2 separate regions of the Homo sapiens genome follow, and region 2 is linked to region 1. A link is a loop called in an ENCODE intact Hi-C map of the cell type or tissue named here. Cell type or tissue: B cell. All regions are shown on one strand.

Evidence for each region. Peaks named below come from ENCODE experiments on the same cell type or tissue, not always from the same donor. Only the 100,000 strongest peaks of a DNase experiment are listed, where the experiment ranks them.
Region 2: it touches region 1 in a loop (3-fold over the local background); 2 of 110 quality-filtered maps call a loop at or near these places.

Annotation. Positions count from the first base shown.
Region 1 is chr3:188,436,300-188,444,299 of GRCh38, forward strand. All of the region lies in intron 4 of LPP (LIM domain containing preferred translocation partner in lipoma), which reads left to right. Among named protein-coding and RNA genes, the nearest start is that of LPP-AS1, 130 kb to the right of the region's middle. In B cell, no CTCF peak of the experiment used is centred here; DNase peaks (open chromatin) are centred at 3,002 and 6,362; H3K4me3 peaks cover 3,236 bases; H3K27ac peaks cover 6,291 bases.
Region 2 is chr3:187,971,245-187,979,244 of GRCh38, forward strand. It overlaps LINC01991 (long intergenic non-protein coding RNA 1991), which reads right to left and starts at 5,163. Exons shown (of 3, transcript NR_135538.1): 1 at 5,082-5,163. In B cell, CTCF peaks have their summits at 3,585 and 3,784; DNase peaks (open chromatin) are centred at 2,846, 3,697, 4,447, 7,547 and 1 weaker place; H3K4me3 peaks cover 1,130 bases; H3K27me3 peaks cover 1,394 bases.

The DNA of each region.
Region 1 (8,000 bases):
GACGTTATCAGTTTTAGTAAATTTTATTTTACACGAAGAAACTGAGGCTAAAAGAAACGGAGCCACTAGTGCTTAGGGTGTCAACATCAGAATCAGATCTTTGATTCCCAGATTTAACATTTCCTAGATTCTGTGTTCTAATCATCTCAATGGACAGTGCAGATATTACTTGAGAAACATGTTTGCATTTCGTGAACAACTCCTGTTTATTTTCAACATTTTCTATGTATAAATAATGTTTGTGTAAGCATATATTTACTTAGGACCCGATATCTGTTCAGTACTGTTAATTGCCTTGGGAGAAAACAAAAGCAAAAATGTAAGGCCTGGGATTTCTATGCAAAAGGCCAAAAAGGGCTTTTGGTGAGATTTTAAAAATAGAAAACCAATTAGAAAATAATTAGGTGTATAGTGGTAGGCCCAGACTTGAATTTCAGTATGAATTTTGAAAAAGAATATATATTTTAAGGCCTACAAGGGCAAAAGTAGATGGGCTTTAAAGTTTGTGTAGGTAAGATTGTCTGTGGGTGAAGATGGGTAGTGGGATGGTGAGCAGGCAGAGTGGGGTTGGGGTGTGGGGTGGCACGGCCAGCTTTAATGGAGACAGGCGACTTCGATGGGGGGTAGGACATGAGGTGCACAGAGCAACAGTTTTCAGAGGTGCAGTAGGGATGATCCAGGGGATCAGAGAGGAAAAGAGTAAAGACTCTGCCAACCTTTCAGCCTGGAGCCTAGAGCCACAGTGTGAGTTAAAGATGTAAATTCCTTGGAATTAAGAACCATACCTTATTTAGCCATTTATACAGCTGCTTACCATGGTAATAATTAGAAATTAAGATGATGATCTTTTATGTGAGCAACTTTCCTAAATAACACTTGATGCTGCTGATAAATGAGACTTAGGTACAGTGCTTTTTCTGTAGGATTCAGGCCTAAATGGATCTAGGAGGATACTAGAGCTTCCGTTCCAAAGTACGTGCATTTGAATGATATGCTAAGTAATGCCTTGTGTATCCTTCAACAGGAAAAGTTCCTGCTATTAGGATAATTTGATATGCACTTGATGTTTGCTAATATGTTTCAATCACATAAATCCTTCTTGGATATTTTTGTTCTTTGTGGACTTCAGGTAAGTTTAAAGATATTCCACACACTTAAATATGTACACAAATGACTTTATAACAAGAAAGCAAATTTGTTTAAAAAACAAACCTACAATTCTGTCTCTCTAACACATCAACTCCATTTTCTCTGTACTCTTTTAGTCTTTGCCAATATATGTTTATAGTTTTCATAATATGTAACTAAAGATAGACATAATTTTGCATTTTTTTCACTTAATACTACAGAATAAGAATTCCCCACCATCATATTTAGCAATGGCATTATAGTTCTTGAAGTAAGCATCCCAGAATTTATTGAACTATTGCCATATTACTGGTCGTTTGTGTTATTTCACTGCTTTAAGTGTTTTTATGTTAGAGAACATAATGAAGGTCTTCATGGGTATAGCTTTTTGAGAAGCTAGACATGTTGAAGAAATTGGGAGCATGCTATTACTAGCTTCTATGAATTGGTATTTACTATGTATCCCTTTAATTAAATTCCATTCTGCAGTAAGTGTGATAGCTTTGCCGAAGCACTTGGGGGCCAAAAGGACATTTGTAACTGGTTAAGTTGGAAGATATTTATTTGTATAAGGTGGGTAGGGACAGGATGGACAGGCTATTTTTCTTGGCCACACTCACTGAATTTAAATAGGCAATGGAGATAAATCAGTTGTGGCCCAACTAGACTGCCTGGATATAATATCCTTTTGGACTGGATCATGTCGTTTCATTGCAGTCAGGATGGCTAAGCATGGTGATGGATCATAACTGACCAAACAGACAGGTTGGTTAGAATGTATGACCAGTCATAGCTGTGTAACTGAGGAACTGATTATATTCCTGTGACTAATGAAAAAGCCCAATCTTAGAGTAGCTGTGGTAATTATAATGAGAATACTAGTAAAACATTTTAAGGTGTTGTGTTCCAGACACTATTCCATGCATTACACACACACACACACACACACACACACACACACACACACACACACAGTCTCATTTAATCCTCATAATATTATGAGGTAGTGCTATTATTAATATCCATTTTCTGGATGAGGAAACTGAGGCCCCAACCAGTGAAATAACTTGCTTTGAGTCCCATATTAAGTAGTACTACCCAGGCAACCTGGCCCCAGAGCTTACTTACACGTGTAGTAACTACACTGTTCTTCCCATTTATGAGGTGATTAAACTATGGAGGCAGGCATGGCATACCTGCAGAACAGGACTAGAATCTCATAGGTTTTTGAACTTATTAGGCAGACCTAAGGTTTTTTACACTTCCTGAGGCTATAGAACAGAACTAATCTCTTAGCCTTAATGTCACTATAACGTAAAAACCACGTGAAGAGAATTACGATGGTGAGCAGAGGATAGGACACTTATTATAGTTGTTACCTCATTTATTTAATTCTTTGTTTCTTAGAGAATAAGATTCTGGTACATAGCAGGTTCCCATTAAATACCTATTGATTTAAAGTTTAAAACAAGGAATAATGGCTAAATGAATCATTGAATGCATATGTCTATTTCTTGGAGGTCTAATCATGTTTTCAAAACTTTGGCTCAACTGTAGTTAGTGCAGAGTATGTATGGTCATTCTGCTAGAGCAAAATCTTAGTATAGGATTAAAGAACTCTGCAAATTGTTAAAACATGCAGGTACACTAGTTTCAAAATGTATTAGTTTGATTTATTATTGTCATTTTCTGATAAAGAAAGGGGAGTAGTCTCCCCTAAAGTTTGGTGATTAAGTCACCAGCCACCTTTTCTATTTTGGTTGTTGTGGTAATTGGTGTTTCCTGGAAATTTTCCCTCTGTTCTATTAATAATGTTAAAGGGGGTTACAGCCGTGACTCACTCCAGGAAGTCAACCATCATTCGCTTCCTCAATCTCACCAACCAGTCCCCATGTACAAAATCAGCGACTTCTGCAAATGAGTTACTTTACAGCTCTCAAGAGAGTTCTAGAAAATACAGCTTTTGTATTTCGCTGTGTGCTTCCTGCCTTGGCAGAGAGTAAAACAAACCTTCATGTTTTGCTCCTTGGTAGTCTCGAGATAATTGACCAGTTAGGTAACTAGTGTAGTCTCACTCAAGAGAAATCCCACTTGCTGTCTAACAAAAGTCCCTTGGCACTCAGATTTGCAAAGTTAAACCTGGGGACAGTTCATGAAGTCCAGTGGAGTCTATACTTCTTTTATACCTGGCTTTATGTTTCTGTATTCATTATTTTGCTCAATGTTTAATTAAGTAATGAATATTTTAACTTGTTCAACATATAACTCCGTATGTCTTAGCACTGCTGTGTAGTAGATACCATCATAGGCACTGAGGATGCAGTACAGACATGGTAGCTGCCCTTGGGAACCTTCTATCCTAGTTATTGTTCACTATATTACCAAGTTAACCACAGGGAAAACAAGTTCAGAGAATACATAGGCTGTGGGCCTGTCCTAAAGGAATCAATCTGTAACCGACATGTCTAAAGTTGTGCAGGATAGGATTATTCCACTTAATTCTGTAATTTGTTTTGTCTGGAATTTATCTCATCTATGCCCCCACCCTCACTCATACACATAAACATGGAGATGGAACTTAACTGTGCATTCTCGTGGTACTTAAATTTTTGTACCTTGGATTATCAAAATTTTTGTTCATGTCCTAGCTTCTCTGCAAGTTCTTTGGTTAAAACCAGTGTGTGACACATCTCTGGATCAGAAATGTCTTCCTTTCTACCTTTCACCTTCCCCAACCTTCCTGGTCTCCTAGCACAGTGCCAGATGAATGACAGCTGTTTAGTATGTTTGGTAAATGCTAACTGTGTGTGATCTTAGAAAAGTTAGTGAACTTTGCTGATTTTCAGTGTCCTCTTTCGTAAAAAAGAGAATAATAACCATTTCTACTTCCTAGGTTGTTGTCAAGGTTAAGTATTATATTTAAAGTTTTTTTTTAGTAGTGACTAGCACTTAGTAAGCACTTACTGAATGTTATCATTAATAAATGATCTTACAAAGCAGTAGCATTTCCTTCTAGGATTTTTTTGTAGTCCTTCATGATTGATAGAGAAGAGACATGCAGTCTAGGATTTCACATCAGCTTTTTAAATATAGGAAACCAGATGTAAATATGCTGCTTCGGTTATTTACATCTGACATTCTTGCATGCTTGCTGACAAAACATTAAGTAAAAATTATGCTACTCTTTCCCTTAGATGTCAATTCATGGTCACATTAAAGTCACAAGATTTTTCCTGAAACTTACTGCTGGTACCAATTTTACCATAGGTTATCTTAATTAGTATCATCACACAGTGGTGCAGTTTGACCTTTGGGGTTTGATTCCAGTCCTTTGTTTATTCTGACTGTGAATGGAGGAGTCAGGCAGAATGACCTTTACATATCTTTACCTCCTTCTCCCATCTTCTGCTGGCATAGAAAACTTTGCATAAAGAAAGGCAACAGAGCAACTGCAAAATTGCTGGGATTAAAAAGAAAATTGTATGATAATGAGAAATCCAGTGTACTCTCTCTCCCTTAATATGTGTGTGTGTGTGTGTGTGTGCGCCTGTATACATCAGATATATGGATTGATGCAGTGTACTCTCTCTCCCTTAATATGTGTGTGTGTGTGTGTGTGCGTGCCTGTATACATCAGATATATGGATTGATTTCTTTTTGTTTATAAAAAATATTCACTTTTCAAAATGTATTTATACTATGCTATCATTGAATTCTTACATATCAACCCTTTGTGGTTGACACTGCAGAGATGATGAGCTCCATTTTATAAAGATGGGGCAGTTTTATCTCAACAACTAGTGTGTTCTAGATCAAGGACTGATTCCAGATTCTCAAAGTCCTACAACAGTAATCTTCACCATGCTGTGTGTATGCGTGCGTATGTGTTTATCAGAATATATTAGAAGATAATTTGCAAGCAGGGATTGGTTAAAGTTGAATGTTTATGTATTCTTTTGTAGTGTTGCTTACGTTTTAAATAAAAATAAAACTGCAGTGGATGTGCATTTGTCATCATTTAGAGGCCTTCAGACCCCAATTCGTAGTTTCTTCACAGTTGCCTCTATTTTCTGATTACTAGTCCCTGGAAGGTACAGTGTCAGAGTTGAAGGGATGTTCTCAAATCCCCCTAAAGTTTTCCATTGCAATACTCATTACAGTTTCTTTTTTTCTTTTCTTTTCTTTTTTTTTTTTTTTTTTTTTTTTTTTTTGAGATGGAGTCTCGCTCTGTCGCCCAGGCTGGAGTGCAGTGGTGTGATCTCGGCTCACTGCAAGCTCTGCCTCCCAGGTTCACGCCATTCTCCCACCTCAGCCTCCTGAGTAGTTGGTACTACAGGCGCCCGCCACCACGCCCGGCTAATTTTGTTTTTGTATTTTTAGTAGAGACGGGGTTTCACCGTGTTAGCCAGGATGGTCTCCATCTCCTGACCTCATGATCCGCCCACCTCGGCCTCCCAAGTGCTGGGATTACAGGCGTGAGCCACCGCGCCCGGCCGCAATACTCATTACAGTTTCTAATTGCGTATGTGTGTAAAAGAACATATAACTTCCTCACAGACTCAGCTGTACACTCTACAGGGGCATCATTGTATCTTAGGGGTCTAGCCTAATGGCTGGTGGGCACTAGGTGCTTAGCAATAACTATTGAATGAATGAATGAAAAAATGAATAAGTGAATTCAACACAACTTTTATTTATTTATTTTTATTATTATACTTTAAGTTCTAGGGTACATGTGCACAACGTGCAGGTTTGTTACATAGGTATACATGTGCCATGTTGGTTTGCTGCACCCATCAACTCGTCATTTACGTTAGGTATTTCTCCTAACGCTATCCCTCCCCCAGCCCCACACACCCCAAGAGGCCCTGGTGTGTGATGTTCCCTTCCCCGTGTCCGTGTGTTCTCATTGTTCAACTCCCACTTGTGAGTGAGAACATGCGGTCAACATAACTTTTAAAATCCAGAATGTCAGTACTAAAAGGAGCCTTTTAAGTATTAGAATTCAACTTAATGAAATGTTGCTACGTATTTTCTCTGTTCTCATCACTGACGTAGCTGCTTTGGAGCATCTATATCTGATATTTAGATAGTGGATGGCTTCTTGCAAACACTTACATTGCTCACGTAGTAATGTGAACCAACAGATTGGTGGCCCGGGCAGCAACATATTTTCTATAATCTGTAGCATGAAGCCAACTGAGGTGTGACCGTGGTATTTCCTGAAGTGGCTTTCTTTTGCTTTTCTGTTTTGATTATTATGTGGCTGTGGATTTAGTTCACACCATCACTGTGAAGAATTTTCGAAACTTAAGAATCAAGCTCTGTTTATACATTTTCAACGTAAGCCCTTAATTACAGTCACTCCTCGGGCCCAGTGATTTTACAGTTACATGTCAGATTGAGGGGTTTCGTCTTGAGAATGTCAGCTGGCTCTGTGAAGAAGAAGAAGAGCAGATACGTGAGTTACCCAGAGGAGTGCTGATTGAGTCCAGGAGTCTTTCTGTTTAAGAGCACGTTGAAAGAGTTTGTGTGTCTATTTGTAAAACCATTTTGGAGATGATAAAAAGCATTCTGAGACACACAAATTTTTTTTCTGTTTTCAAAGGCAAGACAGAGACATGTGGACAGGTTGATGAAGGGATCATTGTGATCTTTTCTCTCAGAACTTGATTTTCATTACTTGAACTTTGTCTTCTATGCTTTTATTACCAACACCTGTACACAAAGGTACACATAATACTTGCAAAAAAGAGAAGAAACTGTTTTCAGACTGGGGCTCTATTAAGTGTTCATTGACCACAATCTACAACAACAAAAATGACAATTCCTGCTTGCCATTGAAAATAATGCAATTGAAAAGAAAGGGCGGAAGCAAGTTCTTGGCTGCATAGCTTCAGTCTGATGCCATATTCTAGAGTGAAAAGGTATTGGCTTGGTTTTGAGGCCTGCCTTCATCACGTGAAGGCTCTGTGGCCTGGCAGGGTTATCTTACGCTATTGAACCTCAGTTTCTCCATTTATCCAATAGAGATGGAAAGTATTGGCCTGCATTTATTTCTCCTTCAAATGACATATTGTATAGAAGCGTATCGTAAGTTGTAGGTACTTAACAAACATGAAGGACTGTTATGATCTCACTTTCTGGGCTAAGGAGAAAATGGTGGGATGAGTTTCATGTCCTTTTCTTTGTGGTTTTGACTCCAGCAGCTTCCAAACGACTTTTGCTGATGTTTCCTAATTAGCAATGCTGAATCTCGTGTTGTATCAATCCTCCCCATTCCTTAAGATGGAAACAAGTGTTCCAGTTATAGCTATACCATGTGCCTGACAGGAAAGAATTGGGTTGCCATCAGAACCTTAATTTATCAATCTCAGTGGCTTAAAATTTTGAATTTGCAGCTTAATATTATTCATTAACAAAGTATTTTTCATCCCTTAGCTTTCCTCCAGGGAACAAAAGGAAATGGTACACACTAGCTCTTCTAACAGGCTCTCATTCAATAAAGGATGGTGTGCCCTTAATTTTGTTAGCATGTGTATAAAGAATGTACTTTTAGTGGACATGCTTCACTTTGCAAATATAGTGCATAATTTTCAAATACATCTTTGACTCTTCCTCAAACCTGCTCAGAAGCTGTGTTTTTCCTCTCTTCATTAAAATGTTCCAACCTGGAAATTTTCTCTTTACAATTCAGATATTTTTCACTTCTTGGGAAGGGAATAACTAAATAATTTCAATACTTTAAACTACAAGGATGATGTATTTTTGTTCTACACAGCATTGATATGGTGGAGCTGTATTCTTTTTCTAATAATACAAATAATATAGGGCTGTAAGGGTTTGTATCATTGCATGTATATGTTAAGAGG
Region 2 (8,000 bases), 470 kb before region 1:
CTTCTGCTAACAGCATAGCCACTCACTGTCTGCCATCCAGCACCCACCCAAAGCCAGCACAAAGAGATGATTTCAGAGAGGTTTGTCTAAAGCACTGTCTATCCACTCAGTCCTTTATATATCCTAAAGGAAAAGTTCTGTTGATCAACACAACACCTATTGATTCTGTATCACCAGTTAACATATCCTAAAGACAACCTTATTGCTCCATGTACAGCATTATTCTATCTTTCATCTGCCCATTTAGTCAACAAATACTTATCAGGCTCCAACTGTGTCAAGCACATATATAGAGCTGGAAATCTAGGATGACTGAGGTTCCGTTCCTGTCTTTGAAAAGTTAGTCTTGGAGAATTCAGAAACTAAGCAAACAGTTGCAGCACCATGTGGTAAGTATAACTGAGATTTACACAGGTATTGGGGCATACAAAGGAGGGAAAACCACACTATGGTGGCTGTTGGAAGGGGATCAGGAAAGCTTCCTAGAATAGGAGGGGACCAGGTTTGCAAAGGTGGCAGGAGTTCTGGACAGAAGTAGTAGCCTGTGCAAAACATGGCCACAGGGGCAGCGATGTGCACCGGGGGAGCAAGTAGCCCGTGTTACTGGAACAGAGAATCTGTCAGGGGTGTGGCAGCAGATCAGACTGAAAACCAAGCAGGTGAAAGTCTTCATCTGCCAGGCCATGAGTTTAGATTTCACCTTGAAAGCAACGGGCAGCCTATTCAGAAAGACTAGGTTTGCATTTTTTATAGATGAGTTTGTAGAGAGGTAGTGTAGAGAACAAGCTGAAACAATAAGAAAGCAAGTTAAGAAGTCATCGAAATAGGCTAGATGAGAGACGATAGGGACCAGAACTGAAGCAGGGGTGTTGGAGGTGAAGAGGAGAGGAAGGATTTTGAATAAATCAACGAGACAGTGTCTCCAGGATTCACTGGGTGTGGGCTGGAGGTTGGGGTGAAGTCATCTAAACAACCTGAGATTTTCTGACAGGGAGAGCTTATGTGTGTGATGCTTTAACCAAGATAATAAACACAGGGAGAGGAACCAATTTCAGAAAGAAGTTAATGAATGCAGTTTGGAATATGTTCAGTTTAGGATGACTCTGAAATATCCAAGTGAAAAAATTTAGTCACTAGTTAATATGCGCTTGCAGTTCAAAACAAGGAATGAGATGGAAATATAAGAACTTTTTTTCATTAGATGTAAAACTCTTGCTAAAGACATATTCATTACTCTTCTAATGAATATACTCAGATAATGTACTCAGTGATACATTCCTTTTCAAAATTAATATTAGGAAAAATGTCTCTCAAATAATCAGGACACATACTTCAATCAGAAAAAGAATATTATGTACGTCATCATGTTTACTTTTTTGTCCTGCCTGCCAGGAAGCTCAGTTTATATTTCATGCTCAGTTGCAGTAACTACACCAAGCCTTAGAACATAACACATTGGCTTTCTCGCTATTGTTCTAGTTTTATCTTCTTATTTGCAGTGTAACATCCCATTGCATGTCCCGTATATTGAAAGCTGCCTCTACTTCTCTCTGGTAATAAAAAGTATGTATGTTTTCACTTGATATTATTAAGTTAAGGTTGAGCCCTATTTATTTCAAATATTTTTAAGGCTCCCAAAAAGCAGCTTTTTTTTTTTTTTTTTTTTTTTTACAGTCTATGACAGTGGCTATTTTTTCCCCAGATAAAAGAGAGAAAATTAAACAACAGCAACAACAACAAAAAAACCCACCCTCTTTGGAAAGGGAATTGATCCTCAGGGACTAGTTAGAGCCAAAGGAGCCAGAAGCTTATAGATCATTACAAAAAGCTAGAGCCATTGACTCAAAAAGAGCATCCGAATGGTATGAGGAAGAAAACCTGAGCAGATGAGTTCCGACCCAGCCCCTCTCCTACTTCTCAGCCAAGTGGAACGCTTTACTCCCAAGATGAGGTAGGGCCATGACGAAAATAGCATCAGAGAGGGTTTGAGTACATTTCTTTCAAGTTATTAAGAGATATCCTTAACCTTAGAGAAAAAAAAAAGTCATCATCATGATAATTTTTATCATTTAACAATGCCCTTGAATCCATTATCTACCTGAGTCTTCTCCAGTGTTCTGATGGGTAGGTTAGGGCAAAAACTGCCATCGTTCATACTTCATAGATCCATATATTCCCACATAATGTCACCTCGGGCCACTTTTAGGAAACACCTATCAAGCTGGGCTTACTTCCCTTCATTAAGATCATTCACAGTTATGAAAGTAGAATAACAAGGCTGGGCGCCGTGGCTCACACCTGTAAAACCAGCAGTTTGGGAGGCCGAGGTGGGTGGATCACCTGAGGTCACGAGTTCAACACCAGCCTGGCTGGTGAAACACCCTCTCTACCAAAAATACAAAAATTAGCTAGGTGTGGTGGTGGGTGCCTGTAATCCCACCTACTTGAGAGGATGAGGCAGGAGATTTCCTCGAACCCGGGAGGTGGAGGTTGCAGTGAGCTGAGATTGTGCCATTGCACTCCAGCCTGGGCAACAGAGTGAATCTCAGTCCCAAAAAAAAAAAAGTATAATAACAAGAGCAAATGATATTACCTGATTTTTGCCCTGCACTTTCAGATTCTAGAGCACTGCCACCTCCATCATAATATGTGACCCTCACAGCCATCCTCTGAGGTAAGCTAGGGAGGATTTATTATCCCCATTTCACAGATAGAAAAACTGACACTCAGAGATGTGCAGTAACAAGTTGCGCTCCCTCTTAGCTGCCTTTGTAGAGTTAAAAAAGGGAACATGGAGACCATGTGCTCCTGGATGTTCCTCCACGGAGCCCAGCAGCTTTGGAATCCTCTCGAGCTTTCAGGAGGAGCCCCTACTTCAGGCTTCAACAGCTCATTTACTGGCATAGTGAGATGCTAATGATAGAAACCACCAAATGGACAGTTTTAACTAATCTGACTTCCCCCTTCACTAATGAATGCAGCCACTTTGTCCCACAAAATCAGTAGTGGGTTAGAACCCCTTCTTTCCTTCTGGTAGAATTCACCTGCCTCTGGTTTCATCAGCCAAGAGGCCTGAGAGCAGCCAATCAAGAAAGCAGCAATCAAAGTAATTTTTAAAGGAGTTGATGAAATTAAGAACATTGGGTTTTATTAAGCCAGGTCCAGAAGACCTTCCTAGCTGTGAGACCTCATGCAAGTCATTTCACCTCCCTGTGTCTTACTTCCATCTGAAAAATGGGTCGAAAATAAGCCCCGTCTGACTCACCATGTAGACTAGTTCTAAGATCATAGTTAGGTGTTATTAGCACCTTGTAAATATGTTCTCAGAAGGCGAGGGGTACTCAGTTCTATCCATGCAGGAATTTCCAAACATGTAACTCAAGGGGCAGAGAGGTAGCCTAGGAAAAGCATGGGCCTCATGGGACACAGACTACTAGGTGTGGCACGTGCAGTGACGCCTGCATTGTGGTGAGAAGAGAGACACAGGGATGCCACAAGCAGCTACACAAGACCCCTTTCCACATGTACCCAGGCTGACAAAATCACCAGAAAATACAAGCCTTTAAAAGAATCAATTAGTCCCACAATTTTATTCCCCAGGGAAGATAAAATTTACACGCTTCCTGTAATCAATCAATCCCACAAACCTCTTGAAACTTCAGTCAGAAAATTTGCAAACTGCTAAGCAATACACAACTTTTTTTATAGGTGGCAGACTAGAGGTGGGAAGGGAACATCAGGCTCTTTGATACATGTAAACGAAAACATGTTGGTCTTTAAAGAGTTATGATGAACTCTCGGTTTTTCAATAGGAGACTAGAATTTTAAAATCATAGACAGTAGAGCCAGAAAACCTCTTAGAGGCCATTTTCTAATGTATCCTCCCCCCACCCATTTTACAGAAAAGGAAACTAAAACTCAGACAGACGTGACCTGCTTCCAGTTATACCACAAGGTAAAATCAGATAAAATCATGAGCTGTGTCCCTTTCTGCATTTAACTCAGCACACATTTACTAAGCACCAACCAAATTCTTGCTGAAGAAACAAAGATGGATAAGTCGCAGAATGCATCTTCAAGGAATTCAGAGTCCATTAGGGAGACAGACATATAAGCAGATGATTCCAGCACAGATTGGCATGTGCTATATTAATGATACAGAGTGCTATGAGAATACACAGAATTGGGAGTGGCTAATTCTGCCTGGGGTTGCCAGGAAAGTCTCCATCCAGGAGTGGGCATTTGAGTGCATTGACAGATAGAGTGGAAGAGCATTCCAAGCAAAAGGAAAAGAGTGAACTAAAGCAAGGGGACGGGAGAGAACACAGCTTGTGTGGAAAGCCCCACACAAATAGTTTGAAACAGCTGGAGGGTTTATAGAAGGTGCTGCAAAACCACCTCAGGGGATGTCACTAGGTCACAGCTGCCACCCTCCACCTCATTTGGCATGCTCCCTGGGGCTACGGCCTGTGTCCACCTAATGGGCCAGTATAACACCTGGCCAAGTGCCGATGGCATGGTGGGGCTTAATGAATTCCCTTTGAAGATGAGAGGATTGTGAGGGAGAAAAGAATTTGCCACTCAAGTGAGTCAACTGGAACGGAAGGTGTGTCCTGGCTTCTGAGACCTAGCACTCTGGCTGGTTGACCAGACAGCCGAGGTCACCTCCCCTGGGGCCACAGGGTTCTACTTGGGAACATCAAGTCTTTTTTCAGCAAGTTGTTCCTAAGCCACAACACTCTGGCTCACCCCCTGCCTTTGTAGTTTTACCAGTATAATTGATCCCAGAGCTCGGTTTCTGCCATACCCCTTGGTTTCCTAGGGAGTGATGATATATGCAGGCCTCCTTGGAGCTGCAGCACAGCCCAGGCCTCCTGGGGGAGAACACGGAGGGATATGTAAGAGGCAGACATAAATAGTCTTGCACTGCAGTAGTCATCCTTTTGGGTGCTCTGAGCTTCCTGTCCTGAGCTAAGATTTTCCTCTGGGGTTAGCTGAGGCACAGAAAGATAAACAAAGCTTTAAAGTGACTCCCCTCATTGGAAAGCTACAAGCACTTCCAAGACACCATTTTTTCCTACCTTCTGATAAGCGTGTCTAGGCTTCCCATCATCACACCCTGTGAAGAATCCGTAAGGTGTGTATGGGAAGAGGAGAGACCACTTGAGTATGAGACGTCTTTCAAGTGCCCTCCCACATATGCTAGGTCTACAAAATGTCAAAACAGCCAGGCAAATCATGCCAGGATTCATCATGGCAGGGGGAAACCAGTCACCCCTGATACTCACCATTGAGCAGCCCAAACAACTCTTAATGACTAAGGTTTTTTCCACTTACACCTGGTTCTTTTGCTTTCACCACACAATCGTGTTAGCAAATGAGATCCTTGAGTAAGCAAAACAGGTCCTTCACCGATTATCTTGTAAAAACACATTCCATATCCTACTACAGATATTTAGAGCAAGCAACATTTATTCACCTAGGTTTTTCAAAACACGCCTCCAAGCCATTTTTACCATGTAGTTGCTATGATCTGAAAAATCAAGTGTGTGCACAAGCAGGCAGCCAATGGCTTGCGAGAGAAGGATAACTGGGCAAAGAACAAAATTAAAAGCAAGTCACAGATGCAGAAAATGCACTTACAATTTATGTAACTGGATTAGTACCCAGAACACAGGAGGAAGAAAATTCTACACATCCATAAGGAGAAAAAAACATAGAAATAAATGATCAGTCTATATCAACAAGGAAAACTCTGAAAAGGAAATAATCCTAAAAGAAATGGAAAGATGCTTAACTTCACTGATACTCAAAGAAATGCAAAATAAAAAATTAGGAGATGCCATTTCAGACCCATCAGATTGGCTAAAATTTTAAAAGTCGGACAACATGAAATGTTTGACATGATAAAGCAATGACAAAACATGTAGACACTGATGATAGGACTGTAAATGAAAAAAAGCCATTTTGGATAGAAATTTGGCAATATCTATCAAATTTGAGGTTTAGTAGACCTTATATCTTAGCAATTCCACTCTTGGTATACAACCAAGAGAAGCTCTTGCATACAACCAAGAGAAGCTCTTGCATACCTACATAAAAAGCCTTGTATTTAAGAGAATTGTTTTTAAAAGAAAAAAGTAATTTAAAAGTTCATTAGTAGGAAAAGGCTTTATAAATTGTGATACATTCATATGAAGGGATATTATATCAAATTTAAAGTGAGTGAACTGAAACTAACGTATCAATATTGATACATCTAAAATAATAATGTTGAATACAAAAGCAATTTTTAGAATAATCAATATTATTCATGCAAATTTTAGTAACATGAAGTAATACTATATATTGTGTTGTACACATACTTACGGAGTAAATCTACCAAACATGGACAGGACAGACGCATACATCTTTGAGACGGTAGCTATTCTGGGGAGGAAGGAAAAGGGCTGGAAGGAGGCAAGCGACAAAGGATACAGTTATTTTTGGATTTCGCTTCTTTAAAAAGCTGAACCAGGTATAAGGAAATGTTAACATTCTCAAAAAATCATGGTGGTGGGAATGTGAATGTAAGGGTCAGTATAAGTTAGGTTTTGCTGCAATAACAGAAACCCCAAATCTCAATGGCTTAAAAGAGCAAAGATTTCTTTTTTTATTTCATACATTGTAGGTTGGCAGAAGGTGCTGCTTGTTGTTGCCACTCAGGGACCAAGGCTGACAGAGCAGTCACCACCTCCTTGCTGGCAGCTGCACCAGAAGGAAAGAGAGAGCAATTACATGCTCCAGATTGGAAGTGACACACGCTGTCTCCTTTCACAGCTAAGTGGCCCAGACTAGCACCTGGATTTACCTTGCTCAAGGGCCAGGAGTGCAATTCTACCATGTTCCCAGAAATGGAAAGAACTGGAAATATTTAGCTAACAGCGTGAAACTTCACTACGATGGATGTTTGTTACAGTACTTGTCATCCTTTTTTACATGTTTGGATTATGCTTCATATTTTACACAATGGGAAGAAAAGCCCTGGTTTTTAAATCAGGAAGGGTGAGTTTTAGTCTGAGAAACAGAAGGTGAAAGAGTCAGTGGGTGGTGGACAGCAGTGGACAGAGGCTGTCAGTCCCATATATCTGCCTATTCCCAGGCCTGTCTCCATGACTGTAATATCCACAATGATGCTGCAATTATCCCTTCTCCAGAAATGCATGTCCATGTAAATGACCCCAAGCAGGTTGACCTTCTTTGCTTTTGTTTCTATCCACTGAGGCTGAGTAGGCAATAGGAACCCTGATACAAAGAGATGTGGTATGCAGGTCACGGATTATAAGGTCCAAAGACTTCACTAAGTCAGTCCCAGCTCTGCCACTCACACTTCCTGTCACCTTGGGCAAATTGCCATAGTGCCCATGTCTATTTTCCTCCTCTGTAAAATGGGCATAACAATAACACTAAGTCTCTGAATAGTTGTGATAAACAAATGAAGTATGTAAAGTGTTTTGTAACTGTAACGTGCTGTACAGAAGGTCACTGTTACTAAAGACCCAAATTTCACTGCAAGGGAAGCCTCAGTCCAGATTTACATTTCTGGCCGACAATGACTCACACAACTTCCTTCACCAGAGCCACCTGGTTGACAAAATAGACCCAGGCATCATTCTGTGGTCCAACTACTTGAAGAATCTATTGATTTCCCCTTGCGAAAGTGAGTCTGGGAGCGGGGATTAAGCATTACTGCAGATTCCCCAGGGGAGAATAAAGGGAGAGGCTATGATTCCTGTGAACACGGCCTGAATGGGGAGATGCTCTAGGCCTGGACTGAAGCCTGGGTCTCTGGGACCCATGGAATATTGGAGCTGGAAGAGCACACAAGGGAAACAGTGATCTTTCCCATCATTTTTGAAATGAAGAAACTTAGGCCAGGAGGGCCAAAAAGGATGGCCCTTCTCAAACAGCAAGAGAAAGATAATCAAGAGATCTGAGATTTATCCCGGGATCTTCTATTA